Linked DNA regions of Homo sapiens: region 1 is linked to region 2. The links are chromatin loops, found by intact Hi-C in ENCODE. Cell type or tissue: CD4-positive, alpha-beta T cell. All regions are shown on one strand. Each heading gives the region's core, and the rest is flanking DNA. Links, peaks and the distances in the headings are about the cores only.

Region 1 (8,723 bases), core at 155-8,154, 63 kb after region 2:
TTTATTAAGGGGGAACAAACATCCCTAGTAAACATGAATTCAGCAAATATTTATGAAGCAACTTCTCCATGATAAGCATGGGGCTAAATGTTGTGGATAAATACATAAGAGGCTGCCAGTATCTTTGGAGCTCATAGTGAGATAAGACATTTCTCAAGCCGTCTTCCTCAATCACCTGGGGAGCAAGTGAAAAGCACAGATTCATGGAACGCATCCCGGTCTGACTGAATCAGAATCACTGAGGGTGTTGGTGGGAGTGGGAGGGGGCAGAAATGTATATATTGAAAACACAGACCAGCTGATTTGCTCCAATCACATCCACACAGATCAAAACTACCATACTGTTCTATTTCCCCTATTTAGATGACTTGCATTAATTACATAAACTGATTATTTGGGGATGCATGGCTGTGACCTGACAGTAGGGAAGAAACTCAACATGGAAAGAAGTCACAATGTATAGTTCCTTACATGCAAGTGTGAGTTTTATCTTCTTCCTCCTGCAGTGCCTGTCAGAAGACTGGCTGAGTGAAAGGTTGCTCTGACAGAGGCTAGCCTGGGAGGAGGAAAACTTGAAACCTTATCTCAAATCAGCTAATAATTCACCCTGCTCTCTGGTTCATCTTGTTGAGAGGTGAAGCCAGCTGGACTTCCTATGTTGAGTGGGGACCTGGAGAACTTTTCTATCTAGCTAGAGGATTGTAAATGCACCAACGAGCACTCTGTGTCTAGCTAAAGATTTGTAAACACACCAGTCAGCACTCTGTAAAAACGCACCAATCAGTGCTGTCTGTCTAGCTAAAGGTTTGCAAACGCACCAATCAGCACTCTGTGTCTAGCTAAAGGTTTGTAAATGCACCAATCAGCACTCTGTAAAAACGCACCAATCAGCACTCTGTAAAATGGACAGATCAGCATTCTGTAAGATGGACCAATCAGCAGGATCTGGGCGGGGCCAAATAAGGGAATAAAATCTGGCCACCTGAGCCAGCAGTGGCAACCTTCTGAGGTCCCCTTCCACGCTGTGGAAGCTTTGTTCTTTTGCTCTTCACAATAAATCTTACTGCTGCTCACTCTATGGGTCCGCACTACCTTTATGAGCTATAACACTCGCTGTGGAGGTCTGTGGCTTCACTCCTGAAGTCAGTGAGACCACGAACCCACGGGGAGGAACAAACAACTCCAGACGCGCCACCTTTAAGAGCTGTAACACTCACTGCGAAGGTCTCCGGCTTCACTCCTGAAGTCAACAAGACCACGAACACACCGGAAGAAAGAAACTCAGGACACATCTGAACATCTGAAGGATCAAACTCTGGACACACCATCTTTAAGAGCTGTAACGCTCACTGCGAAGGTCCAGGGCTTCATTCTTGAAGTCACCAAGACCAAGAACCCACCGGAAGGAATAAATTCCGGACACATTGTGATTTGTACAGCTAGGAAGGATGGGCTGGGTGAGTGCAATATGCCCTTCCTGTGAACATGCAGAACCCAGCGAACAACTTGTAGCACTGGAAGTTGAAGGTTGGTGGTGACGAGTAGTTGAGTAGTGTTTCATGTCTAGAAAGCCAAACCTCACAGAATGATCTCAGAAAGATAAAAATGAGTAAAATTGAAGATACTCTCCTATTGGCCAGTTAAATATATAGAAAGAGAATTTAAGAAAGAGCATAATCCAAGTTGTCTCCCAGGAAGTGTGGATTTCATGGAATTCTCTGTTAATTCAAGCATATTTATGGAGTATCTGTTCCATGTTTATGTCAGGCGCTGTGCCAGGTGCCAGCACTGTTTGGGGATGGACCCTATTAGCATAATTCTGCAGATGAGCCCAGATTACTCATTACCTAACACCCTGGTGTTCTCTCCTCCTTCCTGGGAAAGCAGAAAGAGAAGGTTGGACTATGCAGAGTGGTGGCGGCGGAGCATCAGTTGAGCTCTTCTCTGCATGAAGCCCGCACCTTCAAAGGTAGAACTCACTTCCCATCAGAGAAGCCACGTGTATATGGATTCAAACTAAAAGCTTTCTATCATATTGCCTTTTAACATTTCTTGCGGCTTTTAGAAAGGGGAGAGAGAATCGGATTGGGTGACAACACTTCTAATGGAGTCTTTACTTTTGGTGGTTTCTGAAGGAAAAAATCATTGTACATGCTCGCTATGAAATGCTTTCTGTCTTGGAATGTCAGTTGGCTTTTTTTTTAGTCACAGAGACTCATTTACAGCACTGTGATCCCGGGCTCTGGAGCAGGTGGACCGAGGGTTCCAAGATCATTTGGCATGGCCTCTGCCGTGTGCTGAAATTTAGGAGGGATGGTTCCCAGGCAACACCGTACTACAGAAGAGTCCCACAGTGGTTCTAACTCTAAGTGGGCTAGCATATGACCAAATAACTAACCAGTCTCTTATTGCTGGGTTGATTCTCTGTCCAGCTGTCCAGAACCCTCTTGCTACCCCCACCTCCACTGAGTCTCTGGGAGAGTTTGATCAACTTTGCCTTGTTTCCAAGTTCTCTTTCGCAGTGAACATCAAACACATTTATCAACACTAATTACAAAGTTATTTCTGACCCCCCGAAGAAAAGCTTAGAAAATACAAGAAAGCACAAAGAAGAAGAAAAGCACTATTCCTCCTTTCATTTTTCTATAACAAATATTTTCCATATGATTTTTTTTTCTTTTTTTCTGAATCAGGGATCTTATTGCACACACTGTGCTGTAATTACTTTTCACTCAACAGTATATCTGGAACATTTTCCCCACCTTTATATCTTTTACAACAGGAGTTTTAGAGCTGCACGTTATTCTATTGTATTGATGTGCCTTATCCTATAGAACCATGCCCTTTTGTTAGAAGTTTAGAGAGCTTTTTTCCCCTTCTAACATTTGTCTATTATATAGAGACTATCCTTTCATTCAATTCTTTTTGCACATCTGTGATTTTTTCCCCCAGGATAAAATTTTCAAAGTGGAATTGCTGGGTTAATCAGGCCTTTTAAAGTTTTATGGGCTTGAATCATCGACAATTGTTTGAGGATACCATTGGATTAAACCCTGTGCACTGCAGATGGAGGAGGTGATGGATTCTAATCTTTAGTGATTTGTTAGGTCAAAATGGTGTCTAATTGTTACAAAAGTTTCATTGTTTTGATAGGTAGGGATTTTCAAGTGTTTTACTCTTAGGCTCACTGAATTTTTGTGTGTTTCCCCTTATTATTTTTATTGATTACTGTTGTTTTTTTGTATTGTCCATTGTAATTAAAGTATCTTTTCATTTTAAACTCTTAATTCACACAGTAAATTGTTCACAGGCTTTTTGTCTGACTTTGGTATTTAACAATAAGGTTTTCATTTCATTTTTATGATGCCAAATATTTTAAAAATCTTTTCCAGAATCTCTTTCTTTTTGATTCTTTCATCCTAAGAGTGAGTAAATATGCTCCTATACTCTTTTAGTTCTTTTAAGATCTAATTTATTAAAACCTGTTAATTCCCCTAAAACTTATTTGGATATATAAGAAACTTATATATATAAAACTTATTTGTCAGGAGGGATCTAAGGGCCATTTATGAAATTTCTTTTTCACTGATTTACATGCCTCCTTTGTCTATATTATGTACATATTTTAAGATTTAATTCATTTTCTATTTTTTTCTGCCTACCTACTTTTAGGTCAATGCAATCGTTTTAGTTACTATGACTTTTAAATAGTTCATATTCCCTTGGGTTTTTTTTCTTTTGATTTTGAGAGTATTTCTTAATTTCTACCTTTATTTCTGCTTTTTAATGTGTGACTTCTCTCCTCCGATTATATAGGTGAATGATTTTTATAAATGTTCCCAGAGTGCTTAAGCCTTCATTCCCAGCTGATTCACCCTCATATTGTCCTAACTCACACCATGTAAGGCTTCTGTTTCAGGACAGGGGCCTCTACTAAGTGCCAGTTAATACATATTAATGTGAAACATGAATAATTGTTAATTATCATTTCTCTTACACTATTTTTAAAAAAATCCTCTCCATTCTTACTATATTTCTAGCCTTCTCTCTCTTCCTAATTGTACCATGTTTGTCTCTCCACCTATACAGTTAAATATCCCAGACTCTTGAAGGAGATATACTTTCCCAAGTTGGATTATATTTCTTTTTTCATCCTATGGGAATTGGAAAGTACCCATGTGTTCTCAAACTTTCTCTAAAGACCCAAAAGATATAAATCTGAGCAGTAATCTCAAGCTATAATTTGCCATGCAGTTCCATTTGATCTCAGCAGAGAGAAACAAATACTGTTCTCCTAGGTCCACTTCCCTGATGAGTGTCTCGGTGATCTATGCTAGAAACCACCATCTCCTTGACTATAGGGGTTACGTACAAAGAAAATGTATTTCTTTCCAGCTTCCCTCCACAAGTTGAAAGACAGATTTTACATTAGAATATAATGTAACACTGTTGGGGGCCTACAATAAATTAAAAAGTTAGCAAATAGGATTTGCAAGTAAGTTTTCCATCCCTTTAGTTTCACATTTCCCCCGACACTCGACTTTTCAGTGTCCCAGAGTGTCTATCACTGTTGGGTTTCTCTTAGATGCTGTGAGTTAATGCAGAAATGATCTAAGAAGCAATGTGGCATCGTGGTTAACAGCAGGGGTTGGTAAGTTGGTTCTGTAAAAGGCAGATAATAAACGTTTTTTGCTTTACGAGTGATACTCCCTGTTGCAACTACCCAACTGTCATTGTAGTGAAAAATAATCATGCACAATATGTAAATAAATAAGTATGGCTGTGTTTCTACAGAACTTTTTACTGAAATGGGTGAGGAGCTGCATTTGGCTCATGGGATGTAGTTTGCTGCTCCCCAATTAACATTGCAGGTTTTGCGGCCAGCTTGCATGTTCTGGCTCTGTTCCTCACTTTCTAGGTCCACAATGTTAGGTAAGTTTCTTAGCCTCCCTGTGCCACAGCACTACATCCAGAGTGAGGATAATTATAGAATTTACTGTAAAGGGTCGTTATGAGGCTTGAATGAATTCATGCAAATAAACCCCTTAGAATTTATGTGCCGGGAACATCATAAGCCCTAAACTAAGTGTTTAATGTTGTTTTCACTAGGGACCAGTATACTTCATAGATCACAGATAAATTTGTCAGGAGAAGAACATTTTAAGCTAGTTTTAAATACGTTATTAATAAACCCTTCCTTTTCTCTTAATTTCTATTGTTTAGACCTTGGATCCACTCCCAGCCCTCCCAGCATCACATCTTAAAATGTGAATGAAAAAGTCTAACTGCTGCTTGCTGGTGTTTTATTTCCCAAAGAGAAAATCACAGAGGCAACAGCAGTCTTCCCGGGGTACTTTATAACACAGAAAACAAGGTCTGCTTTGTTATGGCTACAGAGAAGCTCATCCCATACATTTCTTTTCACATGGTTTGCCAGTCCAGATCTATTTACTCCATGGCTTCCTGGCTAATTATTTCCAGCATGGCACTGATTGAGCTGTTAATAAAGTGTGAAGGTGCCTTGCAGATATATTCTCAGCCTTAAAGAAGCGGATCTGTGTTGCAAACTGCAAACTGCTGTGTCCTCCGATCCCCCCAATATTCTGGTGATAGCATCTCCAATTGTAAAATTAATCAAACCTTTCTCAGTGACAGAAATGTTAATTTAAAATTTTTGTCACAATTACCGAGAGTGTTATTGCAGCTTCTGACTTGTAATTAATTTCTTCTTCCTTCTCTCCATCACTGGGTTAGACTCCTTTGTAATAGTGATAAATGAAATAGCTGCCTGACCTTTTTTTTATTTAAAATAAATTACTTTACAAGAAAAAAATTAACTTCAGGTAATCAACACCTTCAGATAAACAGGGGAACATGGGACGTAAGGTACTTTATTGTTTCTCTCTCTCTTTCTCCCTTTTTAATTTGTGTGTCTTCAGTGATTGAAATGACAAATGGTGAAAGGGTGAAGTGAGTCTACTTTTATGGCCGTGTTCCTGTGTGGAACTAATTTAGGTTGTGGTGTTGGTTTTTATGAGAACTGGGGAACACTAACAAAATCAGAGTATGATACTAAGGAAAAATTGTAAATTAGAATTAAAGATCACCTCAAGGGGGAAAGAGGAAGCAAAATGTTGTCTTTACTTGAGCAATAACTGGAAAGTTTAGCTCAGTATGAACCTGTCCCTTGCTATTCCAAGTGTGGGCTGCAGACCAGCCACATTGGTAATATCTGGGAACTTGCTAGAAATGCAGAATCTCAGGCCCTGTCACCCTAGTTGCACTAAATCAAATGAGACCCCCGTGCAATTTATATACGTACTGGAGGTTGGAAAACACCATGGGCCCAGATTTAGAGTTGGAATGTCTGTGGAGGCAGTTACAAGTGAGGCTTGTCAACAAATAGCAAAGCTTATGGCATACCACCACTGTGCGAAGAGTAAGAGAACCACTGTGCATATTTGAAATTAAGAACATGCACAAGGGATGAAAAAGGATACTTAGAAATAGGAATTGCTTTTCTAGTCCCCCTGCAAGAGGGCCAGATTTGGTACAACTATCAGAATTGTCAGCTTTTGAAGGGCAGGAACTGTTCAGCTGTATCACAGTAGGAGGTCACCAAACATCTGACTGAGTTTGCAGAAAGAGTAATGGAATCGACTAGACCCCATGGTAAAAATCCAAAGCAGTTGGTTGAAAGATGTAAAATGCTTTCGTAGCGCAAGTGGGTTTGTTTGTTTAGCTAGAGTAATTGTGGTAGAATGAATGAGGATTTCCTGCTTCTTGAAATTGAATGATGGGGAATGAAAGAACATTTCCTGGCTGAGGTGCTAGAGACTAAGAACGACATGTAGGTGTAGAAACATTTATTGTGGACCTATGACAGTGATATGGCCTCCACCCTGGAGCAACTCATAGAGTCTGAGACATGGTAGGGCAACAGACTTAGTTTCTTTCTGGGACTCACTTTATCACTTCCTTTGGAATACATGGCTTTTCTCATTAATCATTTGGAATACATGACATTTAAGCTAAATATAGAGCTTAAATATTGGATTAATAATTAATATTTAGCTTAAATGTTTACCTCCAGATCTCAGCAGAAGTAAAGCTAATGAAGAGTAGTGCAATCCTGGGCCACATTCACATAAATTTGGACAGATTGGGACTTCATGACATTACTAGAAGTGTGCTTATTTGTCATGTTGCTATTAATAATCAAAGCAGTTAAAAATGCTGGCTTTTAAAACCCCATCCTCAGCAGAGTTTTGTGAATAAGGATTACATGTGCAATGTTTTTCTAGGGGAAGCAAGACTGGCTTGGGATCTTTGTTGTGAAACCCTCTGTCAAAATTAATTAAGTGAATCGTGTAATTAAAATTTATGCATCTAGATGGCCCCCAATGGCTTGTTTCTTAATATGGGATTAGTTCTGAAACATCTGAAATAGCAACAAAAAGACTAAATGGCATTTTTTGAGATAAAACTTAAAGCAGCTAAAAAACATTTGATTTAAGTGTATCTTAATGGCAGTTTTGGTTAGTATGGGATACTTCCCTCCTTTCAACTTTTATCGTATTAGGTGTAAATCCTCAGATTGGGGGCTCTAGAGACAACCTGGTATTATTTTAAAAACTAGGCCACATCACAAACAAACTTATTACAGGTGGCGAAGCTGGCAGGAGATAATTACCAGCCCCTGGGTTCACACGGAGGCACTCGCCGGCAGATTGGGTTCCTCTGGCCCTTGATAAACAGAGTTATCACTAAAATACACATGCTGGTGAATATATTATTTCATTCACCAAATAGAGATTTCAAATGACTTTGTAACACGCCAAATTAGGTTAATTATCTTATAAGAGTGTTTTGGAAAAACTCTAAATGTGCTGTAATGAGGCTGCAGAGGCCTTGGTATAAGCCGGCCTTTAAAAAACTATTTATTTAAAACTTATGTTTTGCTCCTGCCTTCTTTATTTCTCCTTGCCTTGAAGGGCTCCCAGAGAGTGTTCCTTGTGGCAACTTTTTTTCCTCCAGCCCAGTGCCGCTTTCACAGAGACCAAGACCCTATCAGAGTTTTACCCCTCCTACCTCACCCGTGGTAACCCACCACGTGTCCTGGGAGCTGTTCTAAGCCAGGACTCAAGCATTTCGGGTTCTTGAGAATTGCCACCCATTTGTCATCTTGATGTTTTGATAAAGACATCTCTGTTCAGCAGGGAGCCTCATAAGGGCAGAAGTGTTATCGGTGGAGGGTCTTGACTACGTACTGTCCAAGTCCTTGGCGTTTTGAACAAAGAATTGAACAAAACGCACAACGTAGCGGAGAAATGAAAAGGAGGAACAAAGCAGAGAAAGCAGGAATTTATGAAAGCGAGAAAGCACTCCACAGGGTGGGAGTGGGCCCCAGCAAGCGGCTCGAGGGCCCAAAGTTTTCTGGGCTTTAAGTACCCCATTTGAAGTTCTTATCAGCTACCCGTTATCTGGATGAAGGATTTGGCCTGTGGCTAATTAAAGGCTGAAGTGAATTGGTGCCCTATGCAAATGAAGGGCTGGTCCCTGCTTGGCCCTGCCAATCCAAGGCACTCTCCCTTTCCATCCGAGCCATGGTAGAGTGAGAGGGCTGTAAGGAAAGTAGCCTTTGATCCTTTGCTACTCCGCTGGGGAGATGGGGTTTTTCCTTTAGGTTCAGCTTTACAAGGTGTTAATAGGCCTTAGGTTTC
Region 2 (8,723 bases), core at 235-8,234:
CTCCAGATCTATTTTTCTCTCTTCTTCTTGTTGTCTGCCCAGGAGGCTGAGCCCGAGGACAGGTCAGTGAGTTCCCTTACTTTCTGGTTTCCAGCTGGCCTCAGCCTATGGCAGCCCAGCAGAGTCTAGGAAGGAGGGAACGATGGGTCCAGGGCTTTGTTCCCTGCCTCTCTCCCTGCAGGGTCACCACAGCCTGGCAGTATCCCCTGACAAAAGATTGCTGCCCATTTTAACATGGCTTGTTCTTAAACCCTCCCCTTGTCCCTTCAAGCCTGGAAATGGTGACAGCTCTCCCTTTACAAGCCCTGGGTCAGTGTGTTGCCCTTGTGGTTCCCCTGTACCCATACTTAGCTGATTGTCCCTTTATGACACCCACTTGGATTATCCTGCTTTGATAGGTCATACCTCTCCTGTGGAGACCCTGACTAGTATAATTATCATGGATTAGTTGTTATAGATAGACCCACATCAACTGAGACTTTCTCCTTGGCTTCATCAAAGATTGAAGGGGAATTGATAGGTAGGCGGTCTCTGTACCACCTTGCACCATGCATGTACACCAGTGAGTAACACGTGTGTTCCCCAATCTGGAGAATATCTTTCTATGGAATAAACCCCACCATTCTTTGTGTAGGATTCAAGCTGGACTGGAGTGCCACTCAACTTTCCCATCCTATTTCCTTCCACACACTCTTGCTTACCGACAAATAACCATGCTATTTCCTGTTCTTGCCCCGTAATTTCCCAACTTTCGTCTGTATTTAGACCATTTATTCTGCTTAGAAAGAATACCTCCTCCATCTCCTCATTAAATCTGGTCACGGTTCTGATGTTGCCTTCTCCCTGAAGCCAACACTAATATGCTTGGCACTCTTAATATTGTCTTGACCTCCCCCAAACTCTGGGTATCATTCCCTCCATGTCTCCCATGGGGTGCAGGGTGGCAGAGGGTCAGACTTGCCCAGGCCCCTGGCTGAGCCTCACCTTGGAACCTTGCACATAGACCTTTGGCCTCTTTCTTTTTGAGATGGAGTCTTGCTCTGTTGCCAGGAGTGCAATGGCACAATCTTGGGTCACTGCAACTACAGCCTCCTGGGTTTGAGTGATTCCCCTGCCTCAGCCTCCCAAGTAGCTGGGACTACAGGTGCGTGCCACCACACCTGGCTAATTTTCTTGTATTTTTAGTAGAGACGAGGTTTCACCACGGTGGCCAGGATGGTCTCGATCTCCTGACCTTGTGATCCGCCCCCCTTGGCCTCCCAAAGTGCTGGGATTACAGGCATGAGCCACTGTGCCCAGTGACCTTTGGCCTCTTTAATCCATCTCTGACACCCCATGGCCCTTACTCTGTGGAGGTCATCCTGTTCTAGCTTGTTTTATAATCGTGACTTTTCTCTTGGATTATACCAAAGCCCCACGCATTCATTTATTCATTTAACACATAATGATTAAACCTACAAAGTACTGGGTGCATGCTAGGTGCTGAATAGATAGTGATACACGAAATAACCTGATTCCTAGGCCCAGGGAGCTTACTACCTGAAGAAAACTATAGAAACCCTTTGAGACTACACCCTTTTCAAGAGAGGTATGAGCTCGAGAGTCCCCATCAATAATTTACTTGCACACACACATAATTGTATAGCAGCCACTGGTTTACAGTTTGTGATGAAAGTGCCCTAGTTGTTAAGAACATCCTTCCCTGGGAGATGGCCTCCGTGAGGGGCAGTAGAGGAGAATGGTTAAAAGGCAAGTCAGGCTGTACTCACAGCTCTGATCATTCACTTTCAGCAAACACAGCACTTCTGAGCCTTAATTTCCTTAGCTGTAAAATGGGTTTGTTCTCTCCATATACTTTTCTCAGAGGTTTGTGAGGAGTCAAAATACTGCCTACAAAGGTTTGTAATGGTGCCCATCACAAAATAAGTGCTCAGTATGTATCAGTGGTGGTTGTGAGGGGAGTGGCTATCAGCTTATGGAAGTCTAGACATTGGATCTCTAAATACAGGCAAGATTCGTATTTGCTTGGGACCATCTAGGTTCAACTCACACGGAAAATCTTCCAGGTGCCAGGGCTGTGATTGTAAACAAGCTGGAAGGAAAATACACAGTAAACACACCAGAGGAGGAGCTGTGGAAGGAGCTGGAAGGGGTTCCGAGCAAACAGGGACTGCCACAGCCTGAGGACAAGTCCACCCCAGAAACTCATATGTACGCTCTACTAAGATTCTGTTCTTGAAACATTTTCTTGTCTAGAAACACAGAGGATTATGTAGGTTCTCAACAGATGTTTACTGCATTGAGTCCATTGTGTGTGCATAACACCACAGACCCAATTTAGGGATGGTGGTTGTTGTAAGCTTTATTAAAAATAGGCTATCATTCCTGCCTTAAGACAATTTCCAGCAGGCACATTAATGTGACTCATCTTTTTATCTTGATCAAAGGCAGGTAATTTATAACCCAGGGGACATTGTAGAAGTAACTACTATTTTTAAAATTACCAGAGGGCAGAAAAGTATTAGTTGGTGGGATTGCTTTGGGTCTTTCATCTTGGGTGACTAGATATACCTTCATTTCAAGGGGAGGAGGGTGGAGAGGACAAGAAGAGTCCCTATTCTGGCTTTCCAGAAAGAGCCTGTCTTCATGGAAGCCCATGGCTATACTTTGTGCTGCCCCTTTGTAAGAGGGAGAGACTGAATTTCCTCAATAAAAATCACAGCTGCCTCTTTAAACATCTACTTTGTGTGAGCAGAATTGAACAGATAGTATATGACTTATTAGCTCTTTCTGACAAGAACCATCTGATGTAGGTACAGTTTTCCCCTTTAACACCCTAAGACCCTGAGGCCTAGAGAGTTCAAGTTCTTTGCCCAAGGTCACCCAACGGATGAATAGTGCAGGTGGAATCCAGATCCAGGTCTACTTGCCACCCAAGCTCACTTTTTATGCTATCTCACCTGCCTCTCCAGACACTTCTATGGAAGGTATTTGGTTAGGTTGATTTGACATTGTAAGTATCTAATCACATATTCCCTGGAATTCTCTATTCACTGCCACTTAGAACAATGACTATTATTCTCAAGATACTTGAGGCCCCCTGCTGTACCCTAAAGAGTCCTATAAAACATTAACAAGCAATCAATGAGAAAATTTGCATGTTTCAGTACAAGAAAGGGCTCTGAATCTCTTGTCATCACTCTGCTGTATCTCAGCACTGTCCATGTTTGTTTTTATATTTGTTCGTCTGTTCACCAACCACCTCTCCAACTAGACGGTAAACTCCATGAGGCAGGAACCAAAACTGTGGTGTTCACCTGTCTATACTGGGTGTGCCTAGCAATAAACATTTTCTGAATAAATAAATTCTCTCTGAATGGGTAATCCCCACGTAATGCGCATGGTTTAAGTCTATTTACCAGAATTTTTGAGCAAATAGTTCTATCCTTTTTGACACATTTTCCACAGTTTGTATAATTTATTCATAGAATCCTTCTTAGACTACTAATAAATTCCTATGGGACATAGTCCTTTTATATGCGGAGGAATCCACCACCATGAAATGTTCACAAGAAATGACTTTTAAAATTTTATTTGTGGCCATGCTGATTATGAATTTCTGAATTATGTCTGGGCTGCTCTTTTTCTCGGAATATGCAAAGTGGGATACTGGCATCTCTGTATCTGGAGAGTTACAGCTTCTGAGTTAAAAGATGAATGGGAAGTAGCAGGAGAGGGAGAGATCAGAAATCTCCACTCCCTGAAACACAGACACTTCACATACCCAGGAGGTAAATTCCTGGCATGAATTGTAACAAGTATACACAGGCATTTGTACATTGTTTGCTTATGTGCTAGATGACATGGCAGTCTATGAACAGGGGCCCCACATCTGCAGGCAGGACATTCAGCCCTGTATCTTGCCACTACCATGAAATCTGAGGTTCTTTCATTTTTGTTTTTCTATTCTGATGAGATTGAGGTACACTGACTCACTGGTAAAGAAGACAATTTATTTGTGAACTTGTAGTCACTCCATTTGACGGCCTCCCTCTACTCACTGAGGCACAGCACGTGTGGAACAGGAAAAAGGCCTCTGGAGAGCTTGTGTTCCACTGGTTTCTTTGACTTTTGCCAACCAACTTTGCAAATGTTCTCAAAAGGCATTCATTACCTCTGCAGGTGTGAAATAACTCTGCAGTTCAAGGGTTTGTGAAATCACGTGAAACAGCTGAAAGCTGTTCTGGCAAAGCGACCAGAGTCAGAGTTAGCTGTCACCAAGCCACATCCTGGCTTAAACGATGTTATTTATATCTAACTGCACTCGACTCCTCCCAAAGCCTTCTGTTGAGCACCAAAACCTCACCACAGTTTCACTCTTAGCCTTTCTTTTGTGTGAAGACAAAAAAGGTTGCTTTTATAAATCTCTGTTTGAGCCCAGATGGAGTGCATTTCATGCAGGAAAATGTTGCTTATAGTGAAGTGGATGAAATAATTGCTGGGATTTCTGGGCATGCTCCACAAACCCAGAAGACTGGAGGTGAACGGGCAGGGAGAAGAGATTCCGTTGCTTTCTCATTCCTTTATTTGTGACTCTCCCTGGAAAGAGGAAAATGTAGGCATATGTAGATCAATGTGTCATTACAAAGGCTCAGTGTTCTTAGTCATAAAATGGGAGGAAGAACAGTACCCACTTCCCAGAATTGGTGAGGACCCCTGAACGGGTGCATGCCAGCTTCTCGCACAGCCCTACCAGGTAATGAGCTCCACTGTGTAGCCATCACTACTCAGAGTTAATCCGTGAAAGAGTGTGTGGGAGGAGGATAGGCCTTAGATTCCAAAGGGTGGAAATCAGTGGAAAGAGGCAGGATCTGATCATGCCTAGACCAGATGCTTCCAAGCCAGGCAGGCAATAGATGGTTAAAAGCCAAAATGCCTGCCCCTTTGGTGAAGGTTCTCATTGGTCTAAGGCATCCTGGCCAACTGACACATGATATCATGTAACGTGTTTTCCTGGGGCCCAGAAGCTTCTATGTGCAGCTTCTTTAAAGACCAAAACTGCAAGACTTTGAGTTTTGATATCTCAATATGATTTTGAAAAAATCATGGTAAAATATATATAACATAAAATTTACCATTTCTAAGTGTACAGTTCAGGGGTGTTAAGTATGTTTGCATTGTTGTGTACCCAACCACCTGAACTCTTCATCATGTAAAACTAAAGCTCTGTATCCATTACGTAAGTCCTTATTTCCCCTGGTTGCCAGGGAGCCCCTGACAACCACATCAGTTTGCTTTTTGATGACCTTATTATTTGTTTTATATATTTTTGTGATTTGTGTTTGTGGGAGTTTTTAAACAGGGGTGGGGTGGAGGTAGATCTAGAACTTATGTATTTTAGTGACCTAAATATGAAATCTTTCTAGAGTGGCAAATAGAGATATTTATTTCTCATGTCTGCCCTGGAAATAGAATTAATTTGCCATTTCAGAAATGAACCACACTGCTTTTGTCAGACTTTTCAACCTCATTCCCACATTGGAAGGCTATATGGCTTGCTGGTGAGATAACAGCCATGGTTCGGCTGAATCACTGCATTAATGATTCTAAAATATTCCCATCTAATCCCCTGTAGCTGAAGAGGATAAACACATACTGGCAAGGACTTGACAGTATGGGGACTAGCAATAGGCAGTTTGTCAAATGCAAAAATGGTTTGGAAGGGTCAAGGTTTAGCTAAAAAAAAATTCGGGCAAACTTTTCATTTATCCATGTTTCCTTTAATATTTATATTAAAATTGTTTAGTTACCCTTCAAACACATAAAACTTGTAAGTAAAATGGAGTCTGTAAGACGATCTATATTGTCCACATTTTCACTGACTCCCAGTATACCAATATAAAATATAACATATTTGAAATCTTAAATTATTAATCACCTTTTTACCCATGTTCAGATTAACTGGGTAATCTAAAAATAGGAGGGAGTACCTTATGTGCAATTTTTGGGGAAGTTCAGGAGCATGCTCTTGAAGAATTGCTGATAAAGTGTGTAATTGTCCCATGACCACCATCACATCCCAGGGGAGAGCCTTATGTTTGGTTAATAAAAGAAGGCAGGATCTGGTCTCTTTTTAAAAAGACTCCAGCCTTAATTATGATTCATTTATTTAAAGATAGCCCCTGCCACCTAGTCTTATCTTGGCTCTGAAAATAAACAAATATCACATGCTTCCAACAGGAAAAGGTTTGAATGACCTTTATAAGGCAATTTACCTTTGACTAGATAAGAAGAGATGTGCATTGTACTTTCCAACCACAGAGGTAAATTTCCAGCCCTCCTCCAGTGTACAGGATGAAGTAACACTAATTCTACCTAAGATAACATTCTTCATTGAACACATATATACAGATGTCCTACTATATATTAGGTGCTAGGACTATAGCACTATCAACAAACTATTCTATCAAGGCCTTGGTCTGATAAGATTCACATTCTTGGGTGGGAAAAATATGGCAAAAAAGTGAATACATAAAATAATTTTAAAGACTGATATGTGCAACAAAGAAAATATATCCCAAGGGTATGACTGAGTTTGCCTGCTTTAATTGGGTGGTCAAGGATAGCCTTTCTGAGGCGGTGACATTTAAATGATCTTTACAACAAGAAGAAGCCATCATGTGAATATGAGGGAGAAAAGATTTCTAGACAGAGGGAACTACTCATGCAAAGGCCTTGAAATAGAACCAGCTTGTTTTGTTGTTTTGTTTTGAGAAGCCAAGAGAGTGGCAATACAGTTAAATCTTGAAGAGGAAGGGCTTGTGAACTCAGGGCAGAAGAGAGATAGACAGAGGCCGGAACATGTGGGATCCCAAGGCAAAAAGTTTGGCATTCATACCAACAGCAATGGGAAACCCTTAACGGAGTTTGAGCAAGAGAGGCATGATGTGAAGTCTTTGAGATGACCATACTGCTAGCTCTGTAAAAACAGACTTCGGGAGTCATTTGGAAGACTCTTACACTTGTCCAGGTGTAAGAAATCCTGGCTTAGACTAAGGTGGCCACAGTGAGAAGGGAAGGAAATGGCAGAGCTCAGGATTTAACAGTAGAACTATGATGGTTAATTTCATGTTAACTTGGGTGGGCCACAGTGCCAAGATATTTGGCCATCCATTATCTGAGATGATTCTGTGAAAGTGGTTTTTTGGATGAGATTTATTTTTAAATGGGTAGGCTTTAAGCAAAGTAGATTATCCTCCATAACGTGGGTGGGTGTCATCCAATCAGTTGGTTTCCTTATTAGAGCAAAAACTGACCGACCTCCTCTGAGCAAAAAGAAATTCTGCCAGCAAACTGCCTTTGGATTTGAGCTACAACTCTATCCTGGGGCTCCAGCCTGCTGGCCTAACCTGCCTTGCACCTTTAGAATTGCATGAACCAATTAATTAAATTATCTCTCTCTCGTTCTCTTTCTCCTCTCCCTGTCCCATCTCCCCCTGCCCCTCTGTATGCACATACATCCTGTTGGTTCTGTTTCTCTGGAGAACCTTGGGATTCACTGATGGATCAGAAAGAGAGGAATCAAGTAATGCCCAGGGCACTGTCCAGTAGAAACAGAATACAAGCGATATATATATATGTATAAAAAGAACTTTAAGTCTTTTTAGCAGCCACATTAAAAACTGTACAAATAAACAGGTAAAGTTTTTATAACATACAGTATTTTACTACACCAATATATCTAAAAATGTTATTTCAGTATATAATCCATAGGAAAATTATTCCTAAGACTTTTACATTCTTTTTATCATACTAAGTCTTTGAAACTCAGTGTATATTTTACACTTAAAGCCTTTCTCAATTCAGGCCAGCCCCATTCTGAAGCGCTCACTAGCCAATGTTTTGGGCGGTACAGGTCTGGTTGGCCTCCTAGCTGAGCATACAAGAACCTAGCAGGTGTTCTGACCAGGCTTGAACCCTTTTATGCAGCAGTTTCCCTCTGAACAGGCAGGAAGGCTGTTCTTTTTGTCTCAAAAGGCAGAACTGTGAAAACTGCTATTCTCCCTTTGGTGACCTCCATATAAAAAGTTTCATGACTGTCTGTGAAGCCGGTGGGCCCATAGCTATGACTCTGCCCTTACAAGGGCTAGGCTTCCTCACTCAGAAGGTCATTCAGAAGATGAGGTCTTGGAGTCTCTTTCATCTATGTCTTCTCTGGAGTCTCGGTGTTTGTGAGACATCTCTTGCCCCAGAGCCGGTAGCGGGCAACCAGTATCAATATAAAAAGAAACACAAGTAGACTATGTTTTTAAGCCAAACGAAGGCAAATGACTCCATAGGATTTTGTAAACAGAGAGTTGGTTTGAACATGCCAAACTCACTAGAACAGACAAGTAGTAGGCATTCACAGTGCGAGTGGCTATTTCATTTAACAAAACATCATGTTTCATTAATTAATGTTAATTACATTGGTTTGGTAGGTTTGCTAATTTCTAATTTGTGTTCTTTGTGATGATATAACAGCAGATAATATCATTATATTTTTATATTATCTAGGTCTCTGTAAAATTAGCTGACATTGGGAGTCCATGAGACAGTTCTTCCTTTTAAAGGGGGTCTTTAAATGTACCCACTCAACTAACTTTACCAACGGTTCAAAGTGGAAAATAGTTCCCAGAAGCTGAATGGGTAGATGCCCATTGTACCACCTACCATTGCTTGAC

The links. Peaks named below come from ENCODE experiments on the same cell type or tissue, not always from the same donor. Only the 100,000 strongest peaks of a DNase experiment are listed, where the experiment ranks them.
Region 1: a loop joins it to region 2, with 1.9 times the contacts of the local background. A loop is called at or near these places in 3 of 110 quality-filtered maps.

What each region holds. Positions count from the first base shown.
Region 1 is chr3:59,510,748-59,519,470 of GRCh38, forward strand. All of the region lies in intron 5 of CFAP20DC-DT (CFAP20DC divergent transcript), which reads left to right. Among named protein-coding and RNA genes, the nearest start is that of CFAP20DC-DT, 430 kb to the left of the region's middle. In CD4-positive, alpha-beta T cell, for the core only: no CTCF peak of the experiment used is centred there; no DNase peak of the experiment used is centred there.
Region 2 is chr3:59,447,276-59,455,998 of GRCh38, forward strand. The region is part of intron 5 of CFAP20DC-DT (CFAP20DC divergent transcript); the gene reads left to right. Among named protein-coding and RNA genes, the nearest start is that of CFAP20DC-DT, 360 kb to the left of the region's middle. In CD4-positive, alpha-beta T cell, for the core only: no CTCF peak of the experiment used is centred there; DNase peaks (open chromatin) are centred at 4,266 and 5,276; H3K4me3 peaks cover 354 bases; H3K27ac peaks cover 4,023 bases.